2 separate regions of the Homo sapiens genome follow, and region 1 is linked to region 2. A link is a loop called in an ENCODE intact Hi-C map of the cell type or tissue named here. Cell type or tissue: MCF 10A. All regions are shown on one strand. Each heading gives the region's core, and the rest is flanking DNA. Links, peaks and the distances in the headings are about the cores only.

Evidence for each region. Peaks named below come from ENCODE experiments on the same cell type or tissue, not always from the same donor. Only the 100,000 strongest peaks of a DNase experiment are listed, where the experiment ranks them.
Region 1: it touches region 2 in a loop (4-fold over the local background); 18 of 110 quality-filtered maps call a loop at or near these places.

What each region holds. Positions count from the first base shown.
Region 1 is chr10:49,763,520-49,766,434 of GRCh38, forward strand. No RefSeq gene overlaps it. Among named protein-coding and RNA genes, the nearest start is that of OGDHL, 2.7 kb to the left of the region's middle. In MCF 10A, for the core only: no CTCF peak of the experiment used is centred there; no DNase peak of the experiment used is centred there.
Region 2 is chr10:49,600,183-49,603,097 of GRCh38, forward strand. No RefSeq gene overlaps it. Among named protein-coding and RNA genes, the nearest start is that of SLC18A3, 8.7 kb to the right of the region's middle. In MCF 10A, for the core only: no CTCF peak of the experiment used is centred there; a DNase peak (open chromatin) is centred at 1,779.

The DNA.
Region 1 (2,915 bases), core at 160-2,659, 160 kb after region 2:
ACACAAGCACCAAAAATGACCTGGCTAGCTTCAGCCGAAAACGAGTTGATATGAAGGTTGTATATAAGGCAACTCACAGAATCAGAGGAAAGCTGAAAATTTACTTCAGGAAGCAGGGCTGAGCCATAGAGGAACTGTCTCTTCAAGGCTCTTCTGTTTTTCAAAATTCAAATTCCGGGTGAGAGGCAGTAATGTACTTGCAGTAGAGACGGAGTAAGGTGGCCAGATTTGAGAGACTTACGGGGATCAGCTCCACGGGGTTTAGTGGTTGACCAGATATGAGGGTGGAGACATAGATAACTCACAGGTGTCTGGCTTTAGTGACTTGGGCACAGTGGAACTTCTCAGTGAGCTAGGGAAAAGGAGAAGCTGCAGTTTGGGGTAATAGTGGAAAAGTTTACAAGTCAGAGTCACCGATTAAGAAAGATGGAAAGCCTGACACAGAGCAGCAGGCAGGAACAAGGCTCTTGCAAATCAAAAGGCTTCAGAGCCTTTCAGCCTTCCAGCCTAATTGGTGTTCTGCTAATTGCATTGATTAAAGCAAACATTTGGGGCAATCAACGCTCCCATGAGGGTGGCTGCCATTCTCAGAAGCCTGAGAGGATTAGTGGCAGTGGCTGTAGGCTTTGCAGAGATCTTCAGAAACAGACACCTTTCTTTTTTTCCCATGCCTGTGGCGTGTGTGTGTGTGTGTGTGTGTGTGTGTGTGTGTGTGTGTCAGAACATGGAAGTTTTTATTTATTCTAGTTGTACAGAACTTAAATGATACAGAAGGATACAGAACAAAATGTGAAAAGCCCCCTTCCACCTGCCCCAACCTCACCTCTTTTTTTTCCTTCCAGAGATAACTACTGGCCAGTTTGGCAAACATTTTTACAAAATTGTTTATGTATTTATATCCATATGCTTCTACAAACATATACATAAAAATATGAAATGGATCACACTAGAATATAGTTCCACGACTTGTTTCTTTTTTTCCCTTGTCTTGAAGATTTTTATTTAAACTCAGTATGTGTAGGACCACCTCATTCTTTTTCATGGGTATGTTGTATTCATTATAGGGATGTATGGTGACTGTATGTCACTTCTCTCCCATTGAATGAACATTTCCATTTCTTTTGACATTTACAGAAAAAAAAGGAGAAAAGAGTCCTCCTATATATTCCCTTTAGTACATGCAAAACTACTATGGTAACATTGATTTCTCTTTCTTTCTTTCTTTCTTTCTTTTTTTCTTTTTTTTTTTTTTTTTCAAGATGGAGTCTTGCTCTGTCACCAAGGCTAGAGTGCAGTGGCTGGATCTCAGCTCACTGCAACCTCCACCTCCCAGGTTCAAGCAATTCTTCTGCCTCAGCCTCCTGAGTAGCTGGGATTACAGGCTCCCACCACCATGCCTCGCTAATTTTTTTATTTTTAGTAGAGATGGAGTTTCATCATGTTGGCCAGGCTGGTCTTGAACTCCTGACCTCATCATCCCCCACCTTGGCCTCCCAAGTGCTGGGATTATGGGAGTGAGCCACCATGCCCAGCCTGATTTCTAAATTAAGTTTAACAATGGGTCAAAAGATATATATTCTTTGCAGTTTAATATGTATAATAAATATCTAGTAAGACCGTTCCACTGAATACTTCCTCATTAGTGTTTTTGAGTTCCCACTCCCTTACATCCTTGCCAAGATTTATTATCAGTTTTCTTTCATTTATGCCAGTCTGATAGGTGAAAAATCACATTTTGTTTTAGTTAGCATAAAACTGATAAGCGAGTTTGAAAATCTCTCTTTTTTTGAGGTGGAGTCTCGCTCTGTCACCTAGGCTGGAATGCGATGGCGTGATCTTGGCTCACTGCAAACTCTGCCTCCTGGATTCAAGCTATTCTCCTGCCTCAGCTTTCCAAGTAGCTGGGACTATAGGCACACACCACCATGCCCAGCTAATTTTTGTATTTTTAGTAAAGACAGGGTTTCATCATGTTGACTAGGCTGGTCTTGAACTCCTGACCTCAAGTGATCTGCCCGCCTTGGCCTCCCAAAGTGCTGGGATTATAGGCATGAACCACCGCACCCGGCCTGAAAATCTTTTTATATGTTTTTATATGTTTCTTTTTATATGTTTCTTATTTTGTATTCTTTTTCTACAAATTGCCTATTGATAGACTTTGCTCATTTTTCTATCAGGTTGTTTATATTTTGCTTGAATTCACATAAACTCTGTACATATTCTGAATAAGAATATTTTGTAGGTTGTAAATGTTGCAACATTTCTCCCAGTCTGTCACTTGTCTTAACTTTGTTTATAGATGCTTTGGCCACATTTTCATAGCTTTGATTACAGTCTATTATTATAATTTTTCTTTTATAGTCTTACTTATTGTTGTTAATCTCTTACTAGGCCTAATTTATAAATTAAACTTTATCATAGGTATGGGCCAGGCATGGTGGCTCACACCTGTAATCCCAGCACTTTGGGAGGCCAAAGCAAGTGGATCACCTGAGGTCAGGAGTTTGAGACAAGCCTGGCCAACATAGTGAAACCCCATCTCTACTAAATATACAAAAAATTAGCCGGGTGTGGTGATGGTTGCCTACAATCCCAGTTACTCGGGAGGCTGAGGCAGGAGAATCACTTGAACCCAGGAGGTGGAGGTTGCAGTGAGCTGAAAGAGTGCCACTGCATTTCAGCCTGGGCAACAGAGTGAGACTCCATCTCAAAAAAAAAAAAAAGAAAAAGAAAAAGAAAAAAAAATTATCATAGGTATGTATAGGAAAAAACAGGGTATATATAGGGTTTGATACTATGTGAGGATTTGGGCATCCATGGGGGCCTTGGAACGTATCTCCCCAGGATAAGCACAAACTACTATATAAAACATTTCTATCACCACAAGGATCCCTCAAAATGCCCTTCTATAGCCA
Region 2 (2,915 bases), core at 246-2,745:
TCACATGTAGTGATAGGGGCGGCATTGCCAAGCAGCCCGCTGTTCGTGGCCCAGGACTGCCCACGTGACCACCATTCCTCCTGGATGCTGCTCTGGTGCCCTCCCTGCTCTGCTGGGGCTCTACCAGCTTCCTTTCCAGGTCCCAGCCCCATTCCTGAGCACAAACCACAGGTGAGGTAAGGGTCCCAACACCCCTCACCTCAGCACAAGCCCACTGTCCCCTGGCTCCTGCAGGGGTGAGAGGAGGGCTCTGGGCAGAGCCACCTGCAGCTGAGGCTGGACACTGGAGGGGATGGTGAATGCTTCAGCTCTTTCTTCCTGCCTCCACTTCCCAAAGGTGAGGAGCTTGAAGCCACCCCTGAAGCCACTCAGTATGGCCTCTTGTGCTATGAGTCACCCAGCCCCTGGAGCCCTGATCAATCATTAAAGCTACATTCATGGGGTCTCGGCACACAGGCTCTGGGTCCACCTGCCTGGGTTCAGATCCTGGTTCTGTCACTTCCTAGTGGTGCAGTAAATTACTTCATCTCTCTGTGTGTCAGTTTCATCACATATAAAGTGGGAGAGAATAATAATATGAACGTGATAAGGGTGTTGTGAGGAGCTGCAGGTTATAAAACCAAATTAGTGTGTTGTGAACTGCATTTAACAAATAAAATGAATAAAAGAGCATGCCTCACTTCAGAGAGGTTGGTATGCATGTGTGGCGCAAACCATTCCAGGTGTTTTTCTGCCTGAGGTCCCATTGTTTGGGCTTGGGAGATATGAGATGGATTCAACACAGGCCAAGAGCCCTTCATGACAAGACTGGGGTGGAGGCATGTGCACAGGGGCCAGCACTCGCCTGTGTTGAGGACCCCACTCTGCTGGGAAAGGGGGAAAGGAAACACAGTCAGCAGTGGGACCAGGACAGCAGGACACATGTGTCCTGGGCAGGCACCCTTGTGTGTGGCAGAGAGTGCAAGGTCCACACACCCAGGGCCTCAAAAGCCAAGCTGCACTGGTACATTTGACCCCAGGCAAAGAGAATGTAAAGCAGGAGGATGACCCATTAGACAACTATCTAATGAATTCCTACTATGGGGAAGAGCAACATTTCTTTTTTTTTTTTTTTTCTTTTTTCTTGAGACAGAGTTTCACACTGTCGCCCAGGCTGGAGTGCAGTGGCATGATCTCCACTCACTGCAACCTCTGCCTCCTGGGTTCAAGCGATTCTCCTGCCTCAGCCTCCCAAGTAGCTGGGATTAGAGGCATGCACCACCATGCCTGGCTAATTTTTTGTATTTTTAGTAGAGATGGGGTTTCATCATGTTGGCCAGGCTGGTCTTGAACTCCTGACCTTGTGATCCGCCTGCCTCGGCCTCCCAAAGTGCTGGGATTATAGGTGTGAGCCACCATGCCCGGCCTGGAAGAGCTACATTTCTAAAGGTTGACTCAGGGAGCAATTTGGGGGATCAGGAGCTGGTGTCAACACCGGGTGAGGGGATTTGCCAACAGGCTACTGCAATAGCCCCAGCAAGAGCTCTTAAGGACACAGGTCAGAATGTCTAGAGAAAGAAGAGATAAAGGGTGCCCAGCCCTCTGTACTTGGGGCTGAAAAGTCCCCCTTACCCAAGGGAGGACACCTACATTGACCCTGCACACAGGTCAGAGGGACTATGGAAAGAGAAGGCCACAGAGGAAGCCCTCAGACCTCCAAGCACCAAAGCCACACAGCCAAGTGGATGAAGAACTCATGAGCGTGAGTCAGATGGCCTGTGTCTCGGCACATTACTCATCCACCTGTGCTGCCAATTTTCAACTGATAAAATGGGGCCCAGAAGAGGACTGACCTCACAGGGGTGTTCTGAGAGTGAAAGCTAATGACAGTAAAAGCCTTCCGCTGTGTCTGGCACCATGACATCTCCTGACCTGTCTCTCTCACATCAGACTTGCCTAGACACGGCGGTGGCTGACAGCCTGGGAAGACACACTTCATTGAAACTGGGGGACTTTGCAGGCGCCACTGCTCCTCTCTGTACCCAGCCTGCAGTGACCATGCAAGCACAGTATGCGTGCTCCTCAGGGCTCAGCCTTCCCACTAGATGGGGCTTCCTCCTGTGTCTCCCCCATCTGCATCCAGGAGCCCCTTTCAGCAGAAGCCTGTTTACCTCAAGATAGATGATCTTGAACCCATGGCTTCATTAACAAAGCACACAAGGTAGATGGTTGCTATCTACCCACCCAGAACAACTGGCTCCTAAACAAGCTTGTCCAATTGATTTTCACTAAGCCCCCCTCTGCCACTGTTTGCCAGGCACTGGGATATAGAGCAGAGGCATAGCATTTGTCTCCATGGGCATCCTTCCGAGGCAGTCCCCTGCACACAGCCCCACCCTCCCTCTGCCCTGGTGTCCTAGGAGACCCCTGCACCAAACCTACACTTTTCCAATATGAAAAGGGAAGTGACCTGGCTGATCAGTGCTGACCTTTCTAATCATGACAAGCTTCGGAATTCAGGAGAGATGGCTGCAGCCTTCATCTGTCTCCTTGGTTTTCCCAACAAAGCCAACTGACTGTAAAATACAGTTTCCCTTAAACATCTTTTCTGCCTACCTGACTAGTCAACCAGGGTAGCTGTTTCCTGGTCTCCCCAGGGTGTGTCTGGAGTATTTGTCAAGAATACTTCAACTTCCTTCTAAGTGTCCCTGCATCCACTCCAAACTCAGCAGAACTTTGGCATAATGAGAAAGCCCTAAGTCTTTTCAAAACTGACAAACAGGCTTGTTCCTCCATTCCACAGTTATTGATTCAGGGTGTTCTGTGCCAGGCAGTGAGCCTGGCCACCTCAGCCCCCACCCTCAAGGCTGCATTCAGGGCGAGGAAATTGCCATGTGAACACATCCCCACCATTCAGTGTGATGAGTACAGTAGTG